Linked DNA regions of Homo sapiens: region 1 is linked to region 2. Evidence: chromatin loops called from intact Hi-C (ENCODE). Cell type or tissue: ovary. All regions are shown on one strand. Links, peaks and the distances in the headings refer to the core of each region. The heading gives the core; the rest is flanking DNA.

The links. Peaks named below come from ENCODE experiments on the same cell type or tissue, not always from the same donor. Only the 100,000 strongest peaks of a DNase experiment are listed, where the experiment ranks them.
Region 1: it touches region 2 in a loop (2.1-fold over the local background); 27 of 110 quality-filtered maps call a loop at or near these places.

What each region holds. Positions count from the first base shown.
Region 1 is chr22:37,245,715-37,262,890 of GRCh38, reverse strand. LOC107985576 (a long non-coding RNA gene) reads left to right here. Exons shown (of 3, transcript XR_001755534.1): 3 at 3,175-3,419. Among named protein-coding and RNA genes, the nearest start is that of RAC2, 10 kb to the right of the region's middle. RefSeq lists enhancers at 1,751-2,290, 9,083-9,584, 17,122-17,176. In ovary, for the core only: no CTCF peak of the experiment used is centred there; no DNase peak of the experiment used is centred there.
Region 2 is chr22:37,165,261-37,174,612 of GRCh38, reverse strand. It overlaps IL2RB-AS1 (IL2RB and C1QTNF6 antisense RNA 1), which reads right to left and starts at 7,854. Exons shown (of 2, transcript NR_199008.1): 1 at 7,649-7,854. It also overlaps a transcript of IL2RB not described here. RefSeq lists enhancers at 6,260-6,319, 7,634-7,683. In ovary, for the core only: a CTCF peak has its summit at 7,901 (motif pointing left); a DNase peak (open chromatin) is centred at 7,872.

The DNA of each region.
Region 1 (17,176 bases), core at 6,544-9,043, 89 kb before region 2:
TTTCCTGGAGGCGAGGGCAGGGGAGGGGAGGTAGGGTCGGTGGATGGCAGCCGGAGGGGTCTCGAAGACAAAACCCCTGGGCTGCTTCTTTGTAAGATGGGAGAGACCGGATGTGAGATGAGGGAGACAGTAGAACGAGGCTGAGGACATTGGAGAAAGAGCAGAGTGACACCCTAGAAGTGGGGAGAGGAATACAAGATAAAAAGGAGAAAGCCAGCCCCATCACACTCATGCTGACATTTATCCAGAGTCTGCTACGTGCCAGTTTCCTTCTAGGTACATGACACACATACTTGCACCCCGTGCTCATGGCTATCCAGAGAGGGAGGTGCCCCCATCAGCAATGGGAGAGCAGTTTGCAGAGGTGAAGCCACTCACTGGGGACACACGGCCAGATAGCAGAGGAGGCGGGTGGAGACACAGCCTGACCCCAGAGCTCGTGAGTGGGAGAGGTAGAAAGTTGGAGGAAGAGGGCACAGTCATCTTGAGATGGGCTTGAGTAGAGTGGAGACTGAGGTCACCTCTGGAAGAAGAAGTTGGTGTTTGAGAATGGGGTTGGTGGGAAGTGGGGAGTAGGGGTGAGAGAGAGCCCCCTAGCATTCAGTGAGGGTCCTTGCTGAGGCTGAAAGTGGAGTTTGCCCCCTAGACTTTCTCCCACCACCATCTGCTGCTGCTGGGTGGATGGGGTCTTGAGCTGCATTCCTTCCCTGGGTGGCCTCCTGCTGCTTTAAATACTGACTTAGTCTCTGGAGTCCTAAAAGAAATGGAAGAAAACACAAATAAACGGAATGATATCTTGTGTTCATGAAATGGAAGAATCAGTATTGTTAAAATGTCCATAGCACCCAAAGAGCTACAGATTCAGTGCAATCCCTATCAAAATCCCAACGTCATTTTTCACAGAAAAAAAAAAAAAAAAACCCTAAACGTTGTATGGAACTACAAAAGGCCCTGAGTAGCCAAAGCAATCTAGAACAAAAAGAACAAAGCCAGAGGCATCACCCTACCTGATTTCAAAATATACTACGAAGCTGAGATCTCACCACTGCACTCTAGCCTGGGCGACAGAGTGAGACCATGTCTCAAAAAACAAAACAAAACAACAACCCCAGAAACTCATTTCTCAGAGTTCTGGAGCATGGGAAGTCCAAGACCACGGTGCCAGCAGATTCAATGTCCGGTGAGACCTGCTTTCTGGTTCATAGATGGTGAACTCGTCACTGTATCCTCACGTGGTGGAGGGGGCTAGTTAGCTCTCAGGGCCTGTATTATAAAGGTGACAAGCCCACTTACGAGGGCCCTTCCCTAATGACCTAATCATCTCCCAAAGGCTTCTCCTTCAAATGCCATCACGCTGGAATTAGTTTTCAACATATGAATTCAATATATACGTTCTCAGGGATGTAAACACTCGGTCAATAGCAAATGCCATCTACGTTGGGACAACTCCACGCTTATGCCTCCAGCCTGGACCCTTCCCCTTTTCCAGAATATTCTATCCAAACACTCAACAGCTTCATGTTCAACAGGCTTCTCACCCAAAATGTCCAGGACAGAAGCTTGATTCCTGGATGCTCTAAGCCCACTCCTCCCGCGGCCACCCCCTCCTAGTTAAATGGTGCCTCCATCCGCCAAGGTGCTAAGAATGAAACCCAACATCATTCTTGACTCCCTCAGCAAGTCCTAAAGCCTCTACAATACCAACTCTCCGTCCAGCCACTTCTTACACTTCCCACCATCACCTCCCTGGCCCAAGCCTCCGTCCCCTTGCCTGGACACTGCCATGGCCCCACCGGGTCTCTCAGCGTCCGCCCTGGTGTCACTGTGGCCTATTCCTCATATGGCCACCAGAGGGTGCCTTCTTGATCAGGATTCGCCGGTTTTTCTGCTCGCGCCCAGAAGAAATCCAGTGTGTGAGCGAAGGCTCCTTGGTCATTTTTTCATGGCGCTTTCACCACCTGCCACTGTGATTGTATTTGTTGCTAGCTTGTTTATTGTCTGTCTCCCACCTGGAATGTGAGCTCTCTGGGGGCAGGGACTTCTATTTGTACACTGCCATTTACCCAGAGAAATGGACCCAGAACGAGCTTGTTAACCATGGGATGCTGGCCTGACAGAGGACTTGCTGGCAAGGGCCGATCTTCTCCACCCTTCTCCCCGACTATTCAAGGAACCTTTCCCCACAACCTCCATGTCCAGATGCCCAGCATCAGAAGCCCCTGGACCACCCAGAGCTGGAGGATGGACACCCGGGTCCAGGGCTCCAGGAGAAAGGCAGGAGCCGGAAGGCCATGGGGGAGGGAGGGTGATTTTTCTAGTGAGAATGAAGCCTTGCCCAAGACCTGCCCATGGGAGGAGATGAGATGGGGATGGAGGGGTGCATTGTTTGGAGAGGAGAAGCCGCTCCACTTCTCCCGCCTCTGTGGACTAGCGTAGGGGTCCCCAGAGAAGCTTCATCTGTATTTACAGCTGCTCCTCGTTGCTCGCATTACTGCCTGAGCTCTGTCTCCTGTCAGATCAGCCGTGGCATAAGATTCTCATGGGAGCATGAACCCCGTTGTGAACTGCGCATACGAGGGATTTGGGTTGCAGGCTCCTTATGAGAATCTAATGCCTGATGATGATCTGTCACTGTCTCCCATCACTCCCGGATGGGACCGTCTAGTTGCAGGAAAACAAGCTCAGGGGTCCTACTGATTCTACATGATGGTGAGTTGTGTAATTATTTCATTATGTATTACAATTAATAATAGAAATAAAGTGCACAATAAATGTGTTTGCATCATCCCAAAAGCATCCCCCCAAATCCGTGGAAAAATTGTCTTCCACGAAGCCAGTCCCTAGTGCCTAAAAGGTTGGGGACCGCTGGGCTAGAGCAACGGCTGGTGCAGACCTCAGGGTGTTTGGTGCCTGAAGGTGGACAGGCAGGCTGGGCTGGGACTCTGTTCCTACCCTTCCACGATAAGGTTGGGACTGGGCTAAGAAAGGGAGGGGGTGAGTGGTGACTGCTGAGGGCCTAGAGGGGGCACCCCAAGGTCCAGTAGGAAGAGGATTTGGTTGGGTAGGAAGGGGAGGGGGCTTTGTCCCAGAGCGACGGGGAAGACAGGATGCCACGCGCAATCTGGAAATCTCGCAACGCCCTCTCCCGGCACTAACGCATCTCTACATTCCCAGGGAGAAACGCGGAGTTCTCAACTGAAGCTCAAGGTGGAGAGCGAGAGAAGGAGGCGGATTCATGAAATATTTCGGAGAGAGGAGCCACGGGGCCCTGAGGGCGGCAGAAGCTGCGGCCGAGAGGAAAAGCACCAAGAACACCGCCCTGCCGGGAACTAGTTTTAAATCCACGTCCAGGTTTTGTATGAGCCTCGCTGGAGGAATATACGTTCAGGGTAAATTGTGTTGGTCAATGGGTACTGTTAACTGGGAAAAAAAATCACACAATTTATATATTTAGAAAGGAGATTTTATTTCTTTAAAGAGTTACAGCCTGCAAGGTGGCCATCCTGCACATGGCATGTGGCAGAGGCCAGAGACAGGCACTTCAAAAGAGGAGGGGTTGGGGTAGCAGCTTTATGCTAAAGGCGTTGGCTAAACATACATATTCAACAGGCTACAGGAGGAGCTATGCATATTCATGAAGGTGGCCCTGACGGATGCATATTGAAAGAACATGCATGTGATATACTACCCATGTTCACTTTGGGGTGGAGACTTAACATGTAAATGCATTACACTTAGGCCCTATACCGCTAAAGGTCTTCGGAACACGGGCGCGGAGCTTCTGCAAACCGGCCAGAACTGGTCCGTGGTCCGTGGTCTTCTGATCTGGAGAAAGCTACTGAAATCAGTCTCTTCTCTAATGAAGGCTGGAATTAGGGCCTGGAGCAGGGGCTCAGTTGCTCAGCGTAGGGGCCCTGGATGAGCTGTGATTGATTTCATCTGGCTTATCTCGAGGCAGCGGCTTGTTTAGCTGCCAGAGCAAAAGAAACACCTTGTGGCAGGCAGGACAGAGTTCACGGTTTAAGTGTGGGGTGTGTGACCTCACCCTCACCTGGCAGGGCCTGAGGTCCTGGTTGTAATTTGGTATTGTGTTGCCACAAAGTCTGTTCTGTCCATATTATGGTTCTTTTTTTTTTTTTTAATTTATGGTTCTGTTTTAACATTACTGCTGGTCAGTTGTGTCTCAACTGCGAAAGGGAGGTGTATAATGAGGCGTGTCTGACCTCCCCTTCCATCACGGTTGGGATCTCAGTTTTAAAAGTTTTTCTGGGCCAGGTGCAGTGGCTCACGCTTGTAATTCCAGCAATTTGGGAGGCAGAGGCAGGGGGAGCACTTGAGGTCACAAGTCCGAGACCAGCCTAGCCAACATGGTGAAACCCTGTCTCTACTAAAATGCAAACATTAGCTGGGCGTGGTGGTGGTGGGTGCCTGTAATCCCAGCTACTCAGGAGGCTGAGGCAGGAGAATGGTTTGAACATGGGAGTCAGAGGTTACAGTGAGCCGAGATAGTGCCACTGCACTGCAGCCTGGGCGACAGGGCGAGACTCTGTCTCAATAAATAAATAAATAAAAATAAAAGTTTTTCTGAGGTCCCTTTGGCCAAGAAGTGGTTTGTTTAGTCAGTTGGAGGGCTTATAATTGTATTTTTAGTTTACAGTAGCCATCTGTAAAACTATAAAGTTGAGTCTACCTTACACTGTGCAATGGGATAATGAGTCATGTCAAATAATTCAGTGTAACAAATGAAACCACAAAACTATAAGAAGAAACTATAGTAAACTGTTTGAAAAATATAATTTCAGAATGGCAAAGACCTTTCTAAAAATCACAAAGAACCCAGAAGCCATAAAAGAGAAGATTGATTAACCAAACTATTTAAATATGCAGAAGTCCACGTGGCTCAAGTCACCATCAGTTAAGCCAAAGTGCCAGTGGCCACCTGGGAACATATGGCTGTAACTTGTGTGATGGACCAGAAGTGAGTCCCCCTAACATGGAAATCAATCAAAAAGACCAACACCGAATAAGAAAGTAGGCAAAAGGTATGAAGGCACAGTTTACAGGAAAAGAAAATACAAATGGTTTTTTTTTTTTTTTTTTTTTTTTGAGGTGGAGTTTCTCTCTGTTGCCCAGGCTGGAACGTCGTTGCATGATCTCGGCTCACTGCAACCTCCACCTCCTGGGTTCAAGCGATTCTCCTCCCTCAGCCTCCCAAGTAGCCAGGATTACAGGCGCCTACTACCATGCCTGGCTAATTTTTGTATTTTTAATCGAGATGGGGTTTCTCCATGTTGGCCAGCCAAGTCTTGAACTCCTGGTCTCAAGCGATCCAAAGTGCTGGGATTACAGGCATGAGCCACCGTGCCTGGCCACAATGGCTTTTAACCCTCCAAAAAGATGCCTATCCTATGGAAAAGAAATGCAAATCAAAACTCCGGTGCAATGTCATTTATTGCTTACTGGGGTGTCATAAATAAGAACATTGCCTGAAACGCCGTATTGGTGGGGAAGCCAGTTTTCCCACACACCGCCGGTGGGAGGATGGATAGATACAACCCTGGTGGAGGGCCATTTGACACCGATGCACCCATTCTGTCACCCAGCAAACCCCTGTTGGGGAAGGCTGCCTTCAGATACTTGCATCTGGGCGAAATGGCACGTGTGCGCTGTTATTCATGGCAGCTTTCTCGTGGTAGCAAAAGGCGGGGAATCCTATCCTTCCTTCAACAGGAACTAATCAAATTAATTCTAGCAAGTCTGCACAATGGAATTCTGTCCATATAGAGGAAGCTCTTCGTCAACGAATGTGGGACAAACTTCAAGGTAAATAGTTAATGGAAACCAACAAGGTGCAGGACAGATTGGGATGAGAGACAGGAAGTGGAGAATGCTTTCTTCCACTGGAACATCTCTGGAGGGACATAGATACGTCAGTGACAGAGGTGGCCTCTGGAAGGGGAATTGAGTGCTGGGCAGATGGGCTGCAAGGTGGACCTGTGCCTTCTGTATTTTGGACCATGGGGATGCATTACCCATTCAAAAGTAGTATGAAAATATTAAAATGTAACAAAAAAACTTTAAAAATATTTGTGGTCTAGGTCCCAGTTTAGGGGGCTGGGATGATTGTGTTGTACTGGGATAGAAGAGACTGCTGGATTCAAGAGGGCAATGGGGTGTCCTGGGTGGGGGTAGGAGGCATCTCCAGTAGGCAGTGGAGAGAGATCTGGGAACTAGCCTGACTGAAGCGACCTCAGAGGGTGTACAGAGAAGGGACTGAGACCGAGGCCTGAGGCGCAGGTGTAGGAAGCAGGGGTGGGGGGTGTGTACCTGCTCAAGGATGGGAGGGGCAGCTCTCATCAGCCCGTCAGTTAGAGAGTGGCCTGTGGGGCCCGCTGGGAGGGCCTCCTGGGACCTGAGGTGTGGGGCAGTGGGAGCTTGGTTCTGTTTGGTATCTGGGTGTGTCTGGGGCACAGAGCCTGGCTCTGGGGGCAGAATGCTGGTTTTCTCATCAGGAAAGTCCCTGATGGAGAGAGGGACCCGCATTCTTCATGGGGGATCTTCGAAGAGAAAATCCTCTCCTAGAGGTAGGGAGGTGACTGGAACTGAAGAGTGGCCCAGGGCGGTCAGCCCAGGGAGCTGGGTTTGGGGATCGGGTGGGGGGCAGTCAGTGGGAGTTCCATCAGCTCCTCGGAATTTGACCTCAGAGCCACTCTGGGAAAACCCTGTCAGGCTGGGGACTCAACTCCAGCACCTGGGGACTGCCCAGAGCTGCCAGCCCTCCCTGTCACCTCTCTTGCTTGTGACACTGAACACAGGATGACCCCCAAGGCAGAGTGGACCTGGACGCAAATGTTCCCCAGCTCTGACTCCAGGGTGCCAGCCAGGGACACCCTAGGCATCCCCTCAATGTTTTCTTTCTTTCTCTCTCTCTCTCTTTCTCTCTCTCTCTTTCTTTCTCTCTCTCTGTCTCCCTCCCTCCCTCCTTTCTTCCTTCCCTCCCTTCCTCTCTTTTCTTTCTTTCTTTTTTCTTTCTGTCTTTCTCTCTCTCTCTTTCTTTCTCTTTCTCTCTCACTCTACTTTCCTCCCTTCCTTCCTTCCCTCCCTCCCTTTTCTTTCTCTCTCTCTCATCCTTCCTTCCCTCCTTTCTTCCTTCTCTCTTTCTCTTTTTCTTTCTCTCTCTCTTTCTTTCTCTCTTTTTCTTTCTCTCTCTCTCATCCTTCCTTCCCTCCTTTCTTCCTTCTTTCTTTCTGTCTCTTTTTCTTTCTTTCTTTCCTTCCCTCCCTCCCTTTCTTTCTTTCTTTCTTCTTCCTCTTTTCTTTCTTCTCTCTTTTCATTCATTCTCTCTCTCTCTTTCTTTCTTTTTCTTATTTCTACCACATTTTACTGAGTGCTAGGTCTGTGTCAGATCTTGGAATATAGTAAAGATTTTTAAAATGTTGGCTGCTATTTCAATAAGATTAAAAATTTTAGCATGATCTGATAATTCTAAAGTTGCATGCATTTGATGACATAACCTAAGGGTTTAAAAACAAAAATAAAAAGTGACAGAATTACAAGTAGAATTGACAAATTCACCACCATAGTGGGAGATTTAACATACTTTTCTCAAGAGCTGATAAATATAAGCAAGGTAAATATAAATTTATTTGTAATGATACGAAAGATCTAAACAATGCAATGAACACCTTTGATTTATTAGACACATAGGGAACACTGAATATATACACATTTATGAAAATAACACTCACAGTAGGTCATAGAGCAAGTCTCAACACATTAAAAGGAGTCAGTGTGACACCGTCTGTATTCTTTGTCTGCAGTATCACGAGGTAAGAGAACAAGATAACAGCCTCTTTCCCCAACTCTTGGAAATTAACAATGCACTTTCAAATGACTCATTGAGCAGAACGGAAATCGTAATGAAAGTTGAAAAATGTTTAGAACTAAAACATAATAAAATATTACATATTAAAACTGTGGGTTGTGGTAAATTTTATGTTATGTCTATTTTACCACAATTAAAAGCAATGCTAAAGTAGTATTGCCTTAAGAACTTGTATTAGGAACAAAATAAGACTAAAAATTCATGAACTAAGCATTCAAAACTAAGAAGTAAAGTAAGAACATCAGAACAAAGCAAAAGAAAGAAAAGAAACAATAAAGATAAGAATAGAAATTAATTAAATGGGAAACAAATGTATAGTAGAAAGGATTAACAAGACCAAAATTTGGCTCTTTGAAAAGGTGAGTAAAATTAATGAAACTGGGGAGCAATTGATTAAGAACAAAGTTTGAAGGCATAAATAATCAATATAGGATAAAAAAAGGGAGATAACAGAAATTAGAGAGGAGAGATTCAAAAGATATAAAATAATACTATGAATAGCTTTACACTAATGAATTTGAAAACCCAAGCAAAATGGGCAACTTTCCAGAAAAATATCTAAAGCATGACTCAAGAAGTAATAGTGGCCGGGCGCGGTGGTTCATGCCTATAATCCCAGCACTTTGGGAGGTCAAGGTGGGCAGATTGCTTGAGCTCAGGAGACCATCTTGACCAATATGGTGAAACCTCATCTCTACTAAAAATAAAAAATTAGCCGGGCCTAGTGGTGCCTGCCTGTAGTCCCAGCTACTTGCGAGGCTGAGGCATGAGAATCACTGGAACCCAGGAGGTGGAGGTGGCAGAGAGCTGAGATCACACCACTGCACTCCAGCCTAGGTGACAGAGTAAGACTCTGTCTCAAAAAAAAAAAAAAAAAAAAGGAATTCCAAATAGTCCTATACCCCTTAAAGAAATTGAATTAGTAGTTTAAAATCTACCCCTCTTCCCCCTCTCCCCCATAATTCTGAAACCAGGTCCAGATACAGATGGCTTTATAAATTTTATAAAATATTTAAGGGAGAGATAATGTAATATTATCCAAACTGGCTGGGCGCGGTGGCTCACGCCTGTAATCCCAGCACTTTGGGAGGCCGAGGCGGGCAGATCACGAGGTCAGGAGATCGAGACCATCCTGGCTAACACGGTGAAACCCTGTCTCTACTAAAAATACAAAAAATTAGCCAGGCGTGGTGGTGGGCGCCTGTAATCCCAGCAACTCGGGAGACTGGGGCAGGAGAATGGAGAATGGTGTGAACCTGGGAGGTGGAGGTTGCAGTGAGCCGAGATCGTGCCACTGCACTCCACCTGGGTGACAAAGCAAGACTCCATCTCAAAAAAAAAAACAAAACATAATATTACCAACTCTCATAATGAAACTAGTATAACCTTGATAACAACAACAACAAAAAAAGACAAAGACAATATAAGGAAAATGACCGGCCGATCTCCCCACCCTACCTGTAAATATTGGCAATTTCAAGCCAGCAATACACAAAAGGCGATGCATCATGACTGACTGAGTGAGGGTGTGACTGAAGCTGCTGTAACAAAAAGATCTGAAAACGCAGTGGCTTAAAGAAGCAAAAGTGTATTTCTCTCTCAGGTCTCGAGCTGAGTGGTCTGGCTCTATGTTGCCCCCACATGGTTCCAGGATTGTTCTGGCGTTTTTATTTCCTACTCCGTGGGGAGAGGGGAAAATGCTGTACAGGATAAATGGTTTAGCTTCCAAGGAGATGATGCAGAAGTTGCTGACATCACTTCCATTTGCACCTTTTTCCCCCAGACATGATCATAGGGCCCACTCTGCTGCAAGGGAGACTGAGAAATGTCTTTAGCTGGGTGAATGTGTGGCTAGCCCCAATGCTGGGATCTCTGTTATTAAAAAGAAGCAGAGAACGGTTGCTTAGGGATACTCAGCAATAGTCCCCATATTAACTAAATTAGACTTATCTGGGAATGCAAGGAGAATTGGACATCAGAAAATGTATTAATATAATTCACAACATTTCCATGGGTACAGAAAAAGACATTCAATCAAATTAAACGCTTAATAATGATAAAACAAAACTGCCGTTTCTAAGAATAGTAGGGAAACTTCTTTCAGTGACAATAATATCCACCAAAAGCCTGCAGTAGACATCAGGTTCAATGGTGAAACATTAGAAACAGTCTCTTTAAAATCAGAAATAAGACAAGGTTGCCTGCCAGCACTGATTCCCTTCAGCCCTGTAATAAAAGATCTAGACAAGCCAAGGAATTAACGTTATAAAAATTGGGAAGGAAGAAATAAAACTGTCACTTTTCATAAATGATAAGACTGTCTATAAAGACAGCTGTAGACTTGTTAGGAGCAAAATCTTTACATAAATTAGAATGAGAATTTCCATCCAGGTTTCTATATAAGTTCAATATACAAAATGTGACATTTTCCCTACGTATGGGCAACAAATAGAAAATTCAATTTAAAAAATATTAGTTATAATGGCACTGAAAGTAATAAGGTATCAAGGAATGAATCTTTCAAAAAATGTGCATGACCTTTCCGGGGGGAAATTATAAAACTTAATTGAAAGATATAAAGAAGCAATATACCATGTTAATGGACAGGAAGACTCAATATATAAAGATGTCACTTCTCCCCAAGTTCCTCTAGAAATTGAATACAATTCTAATCAGAATCCTCACACAGTTTTTCTTGGAACTTGACAAGCTTATTATGAACTTTATATGAAAGAGCAAAGTGTCAGTGGTAACGATAACAATTTTGAAAACATTCAAGAGTGGATGATTTGCTCTGCTGGGTATAAAGATCTGATATAGAACTTCAGTAGTTGGCTGGGTGCAGTGGCTCACGCCTGTAAGTCATACCAGCACTTTGGGAGGTCAAGGCGGGCAGATCACCTGAGGTCAGGAGTTCAAGACCAGCTTGGCCAACATGTGAAACCCTGTCTCTACTAAAAATACAAAATTAGCTACATGTGGTGGCAGGCGCCTGTAATCTCAGCTATTTGGATGCTGAGGCAGGAGAATCACTTGAACCTGGGAGGTGGAGGATGCAGTGAGCCGAGATGGTGCCGTCGCACTCCAGTCTGGGCAACAGGAGTGAAACTCCGTCTCAAAAAAAAAAAAAAAAAAGAACTGCAGTAATTGAGGCAGTGTTTTACCGGCTTGAGGGTGGACCAAGAGTCCAATAGATGGAGAGGCTAGGAAAAGACTCATGCACTTATAGACTCTTGACATGTGATATGATTTGGATCTGTGTCCCCATCTAAATCTCATGTCAAATTGTAATCCCCAACAGTGGAAGTAGGGCCTGGTGGGAGGTGATTGGATCATGGGGGCGGAGTTTGCATGAATGGTTTAGCACCATCCTTCTTGGGTACTGTATAGTGAGTGAGTTTTTGTGAGATCTGGTTGTTTGAAAGTGTGTGGCACCTCTCACCCCCTTGGTCCTGTTCTTGCCATGGAAGATGTCTGTTTCCACTTTGCCTTCCACCACGAGGCCCCCCCAGAAGCAGATGCCACCATGCTTCCTGTGCGGCCTGTGATACTGTGAGCCAGTTCAACCTCTTTTTCTTAGTAAATTACCCATTCCCAGATATTTCTTTATAGCAGTGGAACTGTGAGATGCGAGATGGCTTGACCACAGCTTACTGGGCAAAAAGCAGGCAGAGCTACTCAATAAATGGTTCTGGAACAATCAGTCATGGAGATAATGATGTTAAATACATATCACACAGGCCAGGTGCGGTGGCTCACGCCTGTAATCCCAGCACTCTGGGAGGCCGAGGCGGGCAGATCACCAGAGGTTGGGAGTTCGAGATCAGCCTGGCTAACATGGTGAAGCCCCATCTCTACTAAATATACAAAATTAGCTGGGTGTGGTGGTGCGTGCCTGTAATCCCAGCTACTTGGGAGGCTGAGGCAGGAGAACCGCTTGAGCCCCGTAGGCAGAGGTTGCAGTGAGCTGGGATCATGCCACTGCACTCCAGCCTGGGTGACAGAGTGAGACTCAGTCTCCAAAAATAAAATAAAATACAATAATAAAAAAATACATATCACACAAAAACTAAAAACAGTCAATAATCTCACCACACCCTAAATTCCGTCTGAAGTGTGTAAAGACCTACTCATATTTATTTTCTTTTTTCTTTCTTGAGACAGGGTCTCACTCTGTTGCCCAGGCTGGAGTACAGTGGTATGATCATGGCTCACTGCAGCCTCGACCTCCCAGGCTCAAGCGACCTGCCCACCTTAGCCTCCTGAGTAGCTAGGACTACAGGCATGCACCAACACATCTGGCTAATTTTTGTATTTTTTGTAGAGATGGGGTTTCACCATATTACCCAAGATGGTTTCAAACTCCTGGGCTCAAGTGATCTATGTGCCTTCATCTCCCAAAGTGCTGGGATTGCAGGCATGAGCCACTGCACCTGACAAGACCTGTTTATGAAAAGCAAAACTTTAAAAGAAAATGAGGATATTCGTCTTCATGAAATTGGGGGAAGGAAAGGAATTTTTAAGTAAGATTCACTCCAAAAAACACAAGTCATTATGATGCAGGGCAGGTGAGCCTCCAAATTGGGGCTTAGCTTTGGAAGGTTCTTGGGTTCTCTCAGGAAGGAATTCCGTGCTGAGCTGACGGTGGAAGAAAACAGCTTTATGGAGGTGGCAGTGTTACAGCTGCGCGAGTGCCCCTGCAGAGTAGGGCTACCTGACGGGCAGTGTACTGAGAGCAGCAGCTCAGGGGCAGTTCCACCGTCATATTTATACCCACTTTTAGTCACATGCAAATTAAGGGGTGGGGTATTTAGAACTTTCTAGAAAAAGGGTGGTAGTTTCCGGGCTGTTGCTATGGAAAGGGGTGGTAACGTCCGGGTGTTGCCATGGCAATGGTAAACTGACATGGCGCTGCTGGGCATGTCTCATGAAGAGGTGCTTTCGCCTCGTCCCCATTTCTGCTAGTCCTCAGTCTGGTCTTGAGTCAAACCCTGCCTCCTACCTCAATTAGGAGAGAAAGTGGAAATTTGACTACATGCAGATAAAAATTGTGTCTATTAAATGTCACAACATATTAAAAGACATCCCACGGACTGGAAGAAAGTATGAAATGCCTCTAGCAATTCAAATGAAAATCAGAATATGCAAAGAGCTTCTCCAAATAAATGTAAGAGAAGGATAAATACTGGGCCTGGCACAGTGGCTCACGCCTGTAATCCCAGCACTACCTGGGAGGCAGAAGTGGGTGGATCACCTGAGGTCAGGAGTTTGAGACCAGCCTGGCCAACATGGTGAAACCCCATCTCTACTAAAAATACAAAAATTAGCCGGGCATGGTGGCGTGTATCTTTAATCATCGCTACTCAAGAGGCTGAGGCAGAAGAATCGCTTGAACCTGGGAGGCGGAGGTTGCAGTGAGCCGAGATCACGACATTGCACTCCAGCCTGGGCAACAAGAGTGAAACTCCATCTCAAAAAATAAAATAATAAAATAAAATAAATAAAATAAAATAGATAAATGCTCCAATAGAGAAATGGAGAAAAGTGAAGAAAAAGCAATTTATGGAACAGGAAACACAAGGTCCAGTAATCACTTACAATGATGCTTAATACCACTGGGAATCAGTTAATATAAATTAAAACCTCAGTGAGATGCCAATTCACACCCATCTAGCTGGCAAAAGTATGAAGTCTTACAGGCCAAGCATGGGCTGGGAGTAGACGAGGAGGCCCCTGGAGATGGGCGTAGCACTGTCCGTTGAAGTGCAAGATATGTGTGTGTATGCTAAACCTCACACACCAGCCCAGGAGCACATGGATGTTCACAGCAGAATCGTTTGTAGTGCAAACATTGCAAGCCACTTACAAATCCTGGCCCGGGAGATGTAGGCTGCAGTGAGCCATGATTGCACTCCAGCCTGGGCAACAGAGTGAGACCCTGTCTCAAAAAAGGAAAAACGAAATAAATATGAGTAGGTCTTTACACACTTTGGACAGAATTTAGGGTGTGGCGATATATTGACTGTTTTTAGTTTTTGTGTGATATGTATTTAATGTCATTATCTGCATGAATTGGATAAATAACATTTCAATACATTCATATACTGGAATATTTACCAGAAAAATAACTAAACTGGAACTCTAAGTTGAACATTTCCCAGCACACTGCTGGGTGGGACTGTGCCTCCCAAATTCGAAGGCCTGTGGTGAGGAGGAGGGAGCTGACTGACCCTGAGTGGCCCCAGAACAAGAGGTAGCACCTCTATGAGGACAATCCAAGGGAAGGATTTGGGCTGAAAATGAGGAAGGGTTTTCTAACAGGCCAGGCTAGCCAGGAGTGAAAGAGACTGCCCCTTAAGGGAATGAGCTCCCTGTCATTGAAGGTATGTAAGCAGGGACTGGGCAGCTGCATCATGGGCAGTGAGCCAAGCATTGTCTATCAATGGCACAAGGGTGGGTTGAATACAGATGGCCTTAGGCCCCTTCTAAGCATGCCCAGAGGCCTCGTGGTTCTGTGATTCAGTGAGTTTGCAAAGTGTAGTCAAAAGAGGATGGGACTAAATGAATAACCAAATGTGACACATCCCTGCGGTGGGACACTACTCACTAATAAAAGGGACAGACACACCATGACACATGTAACAACAAGATGAATCTCGAAAATATGCTGTGTGAAAGGGCCTTGGATGAGATGCCACACCGTGTGATGCCGTTTATGTGAAATCCTAGAAAACGCAAAGTAATCTACAGAGGCAAAAAGCAGATCGGAGCTTGTGTGTGTGAGCTGGGCGGTGGCTGGGGGCGTGGGGAGGGAGAAACAGGGAGAGGTGGGCTGCAGGGGGGTGCAAGGAAGCTTTTCAAAGTGATGGAAGTGTTCTGTGATGTTCTGTATCTTGGGAGGTTCCATGGGTGCATATATCTGTCAAAATGAATGGAATTATATGCTTTAAATGGATCACTTATTGTATTCAAATTATACTTCCACATAGATACTTTTTTTTTTTTGAGACGGAGTCTCGCTCGGTCGCCAGGCTGGAGTGCAGTGGTGCGATCTCAGCTCACTGCAACCTCTGCCTCCCGGGTTCAAGCCATTCTCCTGCCTCAGCCTCCTGAGTAGCTGGGACTATAGGTGTACGCCACCATGCCCAGCTAATTTTTGTATTTTTAGTAGAGACAGGGTTTCACCACGTTGACCAGAACGGTCTCCATCTCTTGACCGCGTGATCTGCCCGCCTCGGCTCCGAAAGTGCATATGGATACTTTTAAAAAAAGAACTAAAAGGCGAGGAGGGCTGGAGCAGAGGTCAGTGCCGCTGCATCATGGACTTGGTCACGTAGACTTGGGCCTGACTGCTGTCGTCCAAGTGGCTTCACTCCTCCATCTGGCCATCCTGCCAACCCTGGCCTGTCCACACAATCCCAGGACCACCTGCAGATGGGGGACATTCCCAGAGAGTGGTTCCAGGGCTCCTGTGTCATTCTCGGTGTGGGTTAGAGTGCTTCAGGGATAGCTTTCTGTTCTTCCATGTTTTGTATTCACTACAGTACCAAGCCCAGAGCTGGGTATTCAGGTGGTGTATCATTGATGCATGCAGAATGAAGGAGAGAATCAATGGCTTAAGCTAAGGAGAATTTTTGCTTGGGCTGCCCTGGAGAAGTGGCTTTCTTGGGAGGGAGGGCAGTTGCAATTTTAGGACCGTCATGGCCATGTACAGTTGAGTGGGTTGTGTACTGCAAAAAAAAAAAAAAAAAAAAAAAAAAGGCCGGGCGCGGTGGCTCATGCCTGTAATCCCAGCACTTTGGGAGGCCAAGGCGGGTGGATCACGAGGTCAGGAGATCAAGACCATTCTGGCCAACATGGTGAAACTCTGTCTCTACTAAAAATACAAAAAAATTAGCTGGGTGCGGTGGCACGCGCCTGTAGTCCCAGCTACTCGGGAGGTTGAGGCAGGAGAATTGCTTGAACTCGGGAGGCGGAGGTTGCAGTGAGCCGAGATCACGCCACTGCACTCCAGACCGGCGACAGAGCGAGACTCTGTCTCAAAACAAACAAACAAACAAACAAACAAAACAAAACAAAAAACAACAATCTCTGCTCTAGTAGGTGAACGAAGGATAAAACTCAGTATCTACACTGCTTTCCAAGTCAGGTGGCTGCACCCATTGGCTGTGCATTCCTAAAGAAGCGCATTATTCTTTTCTCTTCCCTTTTTTAAACAAAAAAATGTTTTATTCTGGAAGAATTTTAGATGTACAGGAAAGGTGCAAAGATAGCAGGAGTGTTCACATACATTTTCACCCAGTTTCTCTCTATGCTAACATCATTTGTGTAACCACGGTATATTTGTCAAAACTAAGAAATTACTATTCTTAACAATACTATCAAAAATTTCAGACTTGATTTGGATTTTACTACTTTTTCCACTGATGTTCTTATTTTTATTTTATTTTATTTTATTTTATTTTTTTGAGACGGAGTTTCACTCTTGTTGCCCAGGCTGGAGTGCAATGGTGCGATCTCGGCTCACTGCAACCTCTGCCTCCCGGGTTCAAGCAATTCTCTGCCTCAGCATCTTGAGTAGCTGGGATTACAGGTGCCCGCCACCACGCCTCGTTAATTTTTTGTATTTCTAGTAGTGACGGGGTTTCACCATATTGGCCAGGCTGGTCTCAAACTCCTGACCTCAGGCGATCCACCAGCCTCGGCCTCCCAAAGTGCTGGTATTACAGGCGTGAGCCACCACACCCGGCCTGATGTTCTTTTTTTTTTAAAGCTAATTTAATCGTTTAAATTGCTTCAAGAAGCTGCATTTATAGATGAAACACTTGTTTCTTTTTCCCCCTTCAAGAACTAGAAATGAATTCTTTTAAAAAATGTATTAAAAATTTTTAATTTGTAATTGACACATAATAATCGTACATATTTATGGGGTACAATGTGATGTTCCAATGCATGTATACACCGTATAATGATCAATCAAATCCAGGTAATTCCCACATCCATCACTTTTAATATTTATCATTTCTTTGTTGCGACATTTGAAACCTTCCCTTCCAGCTGTCTTGAAATATGCACGAGATTGAGATTTGCTGTAGTCACCCTACTGTGTAACAGGACACCAGAACTTACTCTTTCTGTCTTACTGAAGCTCCACAAATGTTCTTTTTCTGTTCCAGGTTCTAATCTGGGGTACCGCACTGCATTTAATACATTATTATTATTATTTAAATTAACACAGAGGTTGCCCCGTGGACTAGCAGTGGATGGAAAAAGAAAGGGGCATAGAGAAGT
Region 2 (9,352 bases), core at 6,847-9,346:
GTGATCTAAGGTGTGGGGACAGGTGATTGGCAGTGGGGAAGAATGACGTAACCGGTTTGTTCTGTACAAGCATAGTTGGGGTTCATGGCATTTCATAGGACACATACAGAAAACAGATGCATTGGCCTGATCTGAGCGTGGTGCTTTTGGTCCTCCAATATCAAATGGCCATCTCTTGGGCACATATACGGTTCCCCAGCTGAAGGGTCTCAACTGGTTTCAGCTGGCCCAATTCCTGAAAAACAACCGAAGCCACCATTACCATGGTGACCTATGAATGTTATCTCTAAAGTAGCCAGTGAAGGTTGTTTCAGCATTCAGTGGCAAGGCTTTCAGCTCCCTTGGCCTTCAGCTTCATGGAAAAAAGTCTCAAAACCCAGCGACGAACCCTTCCGTTTCATGGATGTGGCAAGGGTGGGTGAAAGAGAATCAGAGATTCTTCTGTCCAAAAGCCTCTTCTCGCTTCTCATTGGCCACAGCTGGTCACATAACCATACCTAACCCAACCTCGGGGAAGTGAGATTTACCCCTGAACCCTGAGGGGCTGGGCTGGAGCCCCAGGCAAGATCAGAGTCCCACTCACAGGTTGGGGTGGGGTGGGGAGAAGCTGTTGAGAGTCCAGTTGGTTCACATTTCGTAAAAACTCTCTGGCCATATTGTCAGATGCGGGTGCCTGACTCAGCCAGGGTGTCTTGGTTCCAGGAAATCTTCCCAGATGTGAGAGGCAGCTGGATCCCTGAGCGTCCCCTGGTTATAGTGTTTAGCAATAGTTGGCTCTGCTCACGAGGCTTCAAGCTCTTGGGGCAGCAGGGCTACAGCAGCGCCAAAGCTACCACCTCCAGGACCCCTCCCCAACCCCCCCTGGCAGTTTAGTGTGTGGTTAATGCTGAGGCTGCTGGAGGCACTGCCTGGGTTCAAATCTGAGTAAATGAGGGGAGGTCACTGAAACTCTCTGTGCCTCAGTTTTGTCACCTGTAAAATGGGGATGATATTAACACTATCTGGGCTGTTGTGAGGATTAAAGGAGTAAGTATATGTAAAATACTGGTACGTAGGAGGTGCTCTATAAATGTTAAAAATTATTTTAAGGTAGACACTTTCTTATATTTATTTTACAGAAGAAGAAACTGTGAAGTACAGAAAAACTGATTAATTTCCTTCCTTCATGTGTCATTTGTTTACCCAATCAATAATTATGGATTGATTCCTATTCTATAGGCTTGGCCCTGTGCTAAGCACAGGGGACAGTGTGGTGAGCCAAAACCCCACATGGTCCCTGCCCTCATGCGGCTTCCAGTCTAATAGGGGAGAGAGACATTACACAGTCACAGCAGGGCTTCAGCGTGGGGTAAGTGCTGGCAAGGGAGAAGCAAATTTGGGAGGGAGAAGTGGTCAGGGAAGGCCTCTCTGAGGAAGAGGTGGTTCAGCTGAGACCCAAAGATGAGAGACATAGCACAGCTGGTGGAGGGGCCAATATGGGTCAAGGCCAGGAGGTAGGAGGCTGCTCAGCCCCTCCCAGGAACTGAAAGAAAGACCCAGAGGCCGGAAGGAGCCAGGTTTTGCAGGACCTGGGATATTCGATCTTGTCCAGTGGGCCACACCAGAAGGAAGGGATGGTTCCTGGGAAAGAGGGGAGGCTCATCCAGGACCTGAGCTATGACTTCTCAGAGGATGGCTGGAGGATGGGAAACACTCTCTAGCTCTTTCGGTGGTTCTCAAGACAGGGCAGGGCTCCTTACAGGAGTCTATGAGGAGGCTTGTGCCCTCAGCCCCACAGCCAATGGTGGCTGGAGCCAGCTTGCACCAGAGCCGACTGCATGCATGTCTTCCCGATCGCAGGTTCAGAGACATCACGATGCTAGCTTGAAATGGGTCATGGTGGCAGGATATATACTGCTAGAAATTGGCAGATGTTGCAGTTTGCCAATTTCTAGTTAAAGCATTTAAAAATTCTTACAAAACAAAGCCTTCATTAGAAATGCGGCTTGGGTGGGGGCTGGGCCCAGTGAAGGAGGCACTTTGGGTGTGGCCCCAGGCTCACAAGTTCCCCTCTTCTCCAGGGACCCCTCGCCACTGCCCACCCCCAAAACCTCAGCCCCTTACCCCACCCTTGGGCTCATCTCTCTACCTCATTCTGGGCCCTATTGGATGGTTGACGGCTCCAAGGGAGGCCCCAACCCTAGCAGGGCCAGCTTGAGTCCTGCTCTGCAGATTTGGGAAGCAGGACCGCAGCCAGGAGCTGATGGAGCCGAGTGCATTAGGAGGTGCAGCCAGGGATCCCAAGCACAGCGGGCGCCAAGGAGCTGGGGCTACCCTGGCTTTTCCTTCCTGCAGGTTTGGTTGGGGCTCTAGCCCCTTGCCTCCATCCCCAACATCACTTTTTTTTTTTTTTTTTTTACTTTACCTTTAGTTAATAGTTGAGTTTTCTTGCTCACAACCAGAGAGCCTCAACTGAGGTGCCAAAGGTCCCAGAAATGCAAACCACCTACTTGAGAGGGAGCATTAAAGCAGTAACAGGTCATTTCAATCCTGACAACGTCAGCCGAGCATCTGTCCCAGGAGCTCTGGGGATCCATAAATAGCTCAGACAGGTCAGATCCCCTTGCGGGTTCTCAACCCAGGGGAAAGCTCTGACCCGCAGTAAAATGAGGGAAACACAGTGTATTGGGGCTATAAAAGAGGTTTATATAAGGTGCAAGAGTAGCGAGCTCAAAGGAGGAGCAACCAACTCTGCCCATATGTGTTTGGGTCTTGAAGGCTGTGTAGGAGTTTTCTAGGAGGAAAGGTGAAGAAGAGGATTGTGAGCAGCTTTCTATTCTGTACAACTGCATCTATAAATCCCATAAATACTTTCTGAGAACAAGTCAAGCAGTCTCTTCTCACGTGGAGCTTGCAGTCTAGCGTAGGCAAAGGCATGCATTGGGAATCATGTGGCACATTTCAGGGAGTTATAAATTGCCTCGCATATTCAGGAAGCATTCCATAGTTTTCATCCTTCCTCCAGTTCTGCCTGGCTCCCTCCTTCCTTCAGATTTTCCCATCGCCTTCTGGTGAGGTCCATCTACCCTGACTGCCTTGTTTAAAATTGTGCTCCTGATTCTCTGTCTCCCATTTTTTCTTTTCTGATAGCGTTTTTCATCTTTTAACCTCCTATGAAACTTACTTAGTCCTTATGTTTATTGTCTGTTTCTCACCCCACTCCCCACTAGACTGTAAGCGTCACAAGGGCAGGCGTCTTTGTTTTGTTCACTGTTGTGTCCTAAGCCTCTAGAAAAAGGGTTTGGCACATAGGGGCTCCTCAATAAATATTATTTGAATGAAAGAGCGTGAGGCCAAGCATGACGACTCACAACTGTAATCCCAGCACTTTGAGAGGCCGAGGTGGGTGGATCACCTGCGGTCAGGAGTTTGAGACCAGCCTGGCCAGCATGGTGAAACCCTGTCTTTACTAAAAACACAAAAATTAGCCAGGCATGGTGGCCGCGCCTGTAGTCCCAGCTACTTGGGAGGCTGAGACAGGAGAATTGCTTGAACCCGGGAGGCAGAGGTTGCAGGGAGCTGAGATTGTGCCACTGCACTCCAGCCTGGGCAACAGAGCGAGCCTCTGTCCCCCTCCCCACCCAAAAAAAAGAGCGTGAGTCCTAGAATTTGGGAGGTAGTAAAATCCACCCTCATCCATAATATCGGAAGTTCCACAGGCTGGCAGGATCATCCCACCACGTGCCCAGCTTCCAACCACAGAAAGGCGCTCCCAGAATTTTGCAGGATTTCTTTGGATTTGCTTCATGTTTATCTTTGAGATTGCTTCATCTCTTTGGAGATCAGCAGTAAAGTCTTAAAGGCAGCAGGAATCTGTGTGTTTGCGGAGACAATGAGGAAAGGAACTGAGGGAAGTGTGTGTGGCCCGTGCAGTGAGGCTGGGAGGCCATGAGCCACGTCAAGCAGTGACTGCGTGGTGGAGAACCCCAAATGTGGCACCCTTGGGACTGAGAGGTGGCCAGAAGGGGCAAGTCGACTCCCATGATGCCTCCACAGAGAGGGATGGAGGCTTGGGTTCTAGACTGTCCACCCCCAAGAGGCCACGCCTGTCATTACCCCAGCCCCTGGGTGGCGCTGCTTCCCCTGTGGCAGACACGCATCTCTCCACGGCTGGGGGCAGCGGGGACAGTGCAGAGTCTGCCCCCGCTGCTGGCCTAGCTTGTCCATCCCTGTCTATGAGGAGCTGTTGCTCTTCTCAGCTGCTCTCCTGTTAGGTCTTGGGACCTGCACCTTCTGTGATGTCAGCTGCTAAAACACACCCCATCTCTTCTGCAAAACAGGTAGCTCATTTCACCCCCAACCTTGGCAAACACCAAACTTCCTGCAGCTGCTTTGGTTTTCTTCAGGGCCTTTCTGCTGTGTTCTGGCCTTCCTGAAAGAGTCTTATTATTCTGTCCATCCACATCCACTGTCTGTCCATCCGTCTGTCTGTTCATCCCTTCATCCATCCATCCATCCATCCATCCATCCATCCATCCATCCATTCTTCCTTCCTTCTCCCCCATCCTTCCTTCCTTCTCCCCCATCATTCCTTCTCTCCCTCCATCATTCCCTCCATGATCCCCCCATTCATCCTTCTTCTGTTCATCCATCAGTCCATTTTCCATTCACCCATTAACCACCCTTCTATCCACATCACAATGACTAAGCACCTCCTATGCTCCAGGCACATACCAGGCAGCATAAAGAAATGCAGAATGAATGGGATTCAGTTCCTGCCCTTGGGGAGCACCCACTTTAGTTGGGGAGAGAAGGAAGGCCTCTGGCAGGTACCTAACCCCATCAGAAAGCAAGGGTAAAGGCCTGGGAGGCTTCACGGAGGATGTGAACCCGGGGCCTGAAGGATGATGAGTCCGCGGGATAAGAAGGCAAAGGAAGGATGCCACATGCAGGGCAGGGAGGGGGCAAACCCTGGGAGGAGGGGGAGGCATGCAAGCGATTCTGCGTTCTGTGTGGCCAGAGGATTGGATGCAAAGGGGGATCTTCAAGAGGGGGCCCAGTTAGGGACAGCCTTGAAGCCAGACTCAGGATGCTTGGATAGGGTCTTGAGGGCAGTGGGGAGCCCCTGAAGAGTTGTGTGCAAGGATGCTCTGGATGCAGAGTGAAGGATGACATGGCAGCGTCCCGCTAACAAATATGAACCCCTCTGTAAACAGAACCCCTGTGTAAGCAAGAACCCTCTGTAAACAGAATCCCTCTGTAAACAGAACCCCTGTGTAAGCAAGAACCCCTCTGTAAACAAGAACCCCTCTGTAAACGTGTAAACAAGAACCCCTCTGTAAACAGAATCCATCTGTAAGCAAGAACCCCTCTGTAAACAGAACCCCTCTGTAAGCAAGAACCCCTCTGAAAACAGGAACCCCTCTGTAAACAGAACCCCTCTGTAAGTAAGAACCCCTCTCTGTAAGCAAGAACCCCTCTGTAAACAGAATCCATCTGTAAGCAAGAACCCCTCTGAAAACAAGAATCCTTCTGTAAACAGAACCCCTCTGTAAGCAAGAACCCCTCTGAAAACAAGAACCCTTCTGTAAACAGAACTCCTCTGTAAACAAGAACCCCTCTGTAAACAGCATCCCTCTGTAAACAAGGACCCCTCTGTAAGCGAGAACCCCTCTGTAAGCAATAACCCCTCTGTAAACAGCATCCCTCTGTAAACAGAACCCCTCTGTAAGCAAGAACCCCTCTGTAAGCAGAACCCCTATATAAGCAGTGCCCCTCTGGCACTGGGCGTGGAGGGAAGGAGATGGAGCTGGGGAAATATTAGGCTCTGGTGATAATTGTTGTTCCCCAACTGCCTTCAGCCACCTAGTCTGTGCCTTGGCTCTTGCAGCTCCCTCTGTCTTGGGCCCTTTCTCTCGACCCATTCCGGCCTATGGAACACTCATCCCCATCCTCCCAGAGAAGAGGAAGAACCCAGCCTTCCTCAGGTGCCTCCTGCATGCCAGGAACTGTGGGTGATGGCTTCTCTGTGTGCACAATCTCATGCCATCCCCATGAACCTAAGAGGTGGGGAGTAGTCGCATGTTTCAGATGCAGAAACAGGCTCAGAGAGGTAAAGGAACTTATCCAAGATCACACAGCTAGGAAGTGGCCAAGGTGGGATGGGGACCCAGCCCTCACTGCCTTTGCACAATGACCCACTGCCCACAGCACCGATGCCACATCCTCTGGAGCCTCCCCTATGGCTCCAGCCAAGCCACGTTCTATTTTTGGGTTTGTGTTTTTGTGTTTTGTCATTTGCAGGCGTTTCAAACTGGGCACGCTCTATGCCTCTCATACTCATTATGACCACATTTTCTAAAGACAAAACTGCACAGACAGCCTGAAAAAGTATTTTTTCTGTCTTGTTACTTTCTTTAATAACGTCTTAGCCAGTTTAGAATCAAATCACATGTATTTACTCTTCTCACGTGATACCAGGACTGTTCTGAAAGTTCAGGCCAAGGGTCACCACATTGACACGATTTCCTTAGTTATAATCATTTGCATACTTGTCCTACCTCCATACCAAGAGAAGGTACTCTGAGTTAGAGTTCAAATCCCACACATCCTTGTCATTCCCACAGTGCCCAGCATGCTGCTGCCAGCAGGTGCTCAGTAAATCCTTACTGAACTCATGCAAAGGGGACAGACGCCACCTCAGCCCAACACCAAGATTGTCCTCCCTCCCTCCCGCACCCCTTCCCTTCCTCCCTTGCTTCCCATCTTTCAATAAATGCAGTTTGAATGCATTTGTCACACAAAGCTTTAGGCTCAGAGAAGCTGTGGGACTCCATGCACTTCACCTGTGGCCTTGAGGCACCGCAGTCCAGCCAGGAAGACAGACACCAGGCAAATCCTCCCACCTATGCCCAGTCAATTAGGAATATGAGCACCTGATCCAGTGATGGGCAGGGCAGCATCCACTTTAGATGCACGGGGTGCTGGGAAAGCTGCCCTGAGAAAGTGACCGCAGGCTGAGGCCTGGGGCAGAGAGAACGTGGGCAGGGGCTCGAGGCAGGGAAGAGCTTGGAGACTTCCAGGAACTGCCAGACAGCCAGGGGCAGTGGGGCAAGGGAGAGAAGAAGCCAGAGAGGCCGCAGGCCTGGGCTTTCCATGGCGAGGAGGCCTGGATACTGCATAAGTGCAGCAGGAAATGTTGGGTGGGGTCGGATTTTCACTTTACAAGGGCAGTCGCTGGGGCAGAGGGCATGGGACTCAGGGAGGGACTCAGGAGGCAGAGAGATGGTGGGACGAGACTGAGGGTGCCGGCTGGGGCTGGGGGTAGAGGACTGTGAGCGCTTGGCACTTGGAGGCAGTCAGAGCTGGTCTGGGCAGGGGTGCTGTCACCCAGGGCCGAGGAAAGGGATACAGGAGGGGCAGAGGGTGGGTCGGAGGCTGTCCTGGGAACCCTAAACGTGGGGGCCAGGAGAAGGAGGTGCTCCCGTTTCTGATCTGTACCAATTAAGGGGAAGGTGAGAAATTGCTTGGGTGGAGTGTCCTTCTCTGAGTCTGGGGGTTAGGTGGGATGAGGGGACCTCGGAGGCTGGAGGCCAGAGTTCACACTCCTGCCCTGCTGTGTGACCTAAGGCTGAGAGCTGCCTCTCTCTGGGCCCAGATGCATCATTACCTATTCAGCAAGCAGCTGGGCCTGAGAGCCTCCGAGATCCCTTGCAGGTCTGCTGGTCTCGGCTGCCTTTCCTTGGTCTGCCCTCATGCTGTCTTCCCAGAAGCCAGGGGCCCAGTTTGCTTCCCCTGCTTGTCCTGTGGGCACTTGCGACTCCCGGGGAGGCAGCAGACACGGTCCAGCGTGGTCACGCTCCTGGCCGCGACTTCACCTCCCTCCTGCAGCACAAGTCTCGAGGAGGCTGGGGAGGTGCGCGCACTGCCCTCTGGTGGCAACTTCTGGGCCCACCTGTCATTGTGCCCTGCTGTTTTCTAACTCAATTATTCTTGAAGGGATGATTGAGCGCCTTTTGCATGCAAAGTCCCGAGGTAGGCATGAAGTAGTTGGGCAGTCCAGATGGGGGAGAAGGTGTCGTGGATGTGGAGCCCAGGGTGTCACTCTACGCGCTCCCGATCCCTCCCAAGGCCTAGGCGTCCTCCCTCCACCGCGGGAACGGAGCAGGGGTGGCACAGAACTCTGGTGGCTGCAATGAGGGTTCAACGGTTGAATGCGTGGAGTGCATCTTAGCTTCACTTCTGGCCCAGGAAGCGCAGGCTCCGTGTACAACACACGCAGCGGTGCAGTGCCTTCAAAGGGGGCGTGTGGCTGTGTGTGTGGATGTGCCAGTTTTGGGCTTCCTCTCGGCAGGAGGTGGGGGGGCGGGGAGGCTCTGGCGCTGAGTGCCCCCTTTCCATTGCGGTCCTTTGGTGCAGTTGAGGGTCCCCCCAGTAGCAGGGGCATTTCCAAGGAGCCAGGACTTCAAGGGCCTAAGGCTGGAGGGGCCCTGTCCAGTGCAACAGAGAGACCTTGAGCATGGGCGGTGAGGTCACCTCTCCTGGCCCAGCTATCAGCTGAGCTGGATGTGCATGGCTCAGGTTTGCACAAAGGAGGCCCACCTGTTCACAGGAGTTCTGGAAAGAACACACCTGTGGCAAAGACACACACACGTGCACACCAGACAGGCCATGATCTCGCTCCCCTGGCGAGGAATGACTTCCTTGCCGTAGGGAGAATTCAGGGGAGTCTGGCCCTCTTGAGGAGATGCTGTAGAGGGGAGTTGTGGACGGTTGGATTCAGGATGTTTTCAGCTCCAAGTGTCTGCTTTAGGCCGGTCTGCACCTGTGTCCTCCCCGCCTCTGTCCTTCTGGCACTTGCCCTGGGTAGGCCTGGCTCAAAGCCCTCTTCTCCCCTCCTCCCCCAACCCCACAAACAATAATAAAATTAAATTAAATTAAATTAAATTAAATTTTTAAAAAAAGCCCTCTTCTCCATGAAGCCTGCCCTGAAGAGGCAGCTGCCCAGGAGCATCTGCACATCTCATACAAACTTTAGCTGTGATTATATTGCATTCGTTCCCATGCCTATTTCCTGTCCCTGCAGCTAAACTCTGGGCTCCTTGAGGGCTGGGTGGAGTCTTGGGCATCTTTTGTGGCTGCTATAACTCCCAGCCCTGAGCCAGGATAATACAGACGCTTGACAAACGCTCCATGCTGACTGGCAGGTGTTCCTACCTTCCATGCCTGGGAAAATCATGATTCAGACTCTCCCTGGAGAGGCCACGGTCAGAGAAACATTAGGAAGGACAGAGTGGGTTCTGGAAGGCCAGAGGCACACGGCCAGAGCAGGCACAGATGCGGCCAGCCATAGCTCAAATTCTCATGGCTCTCT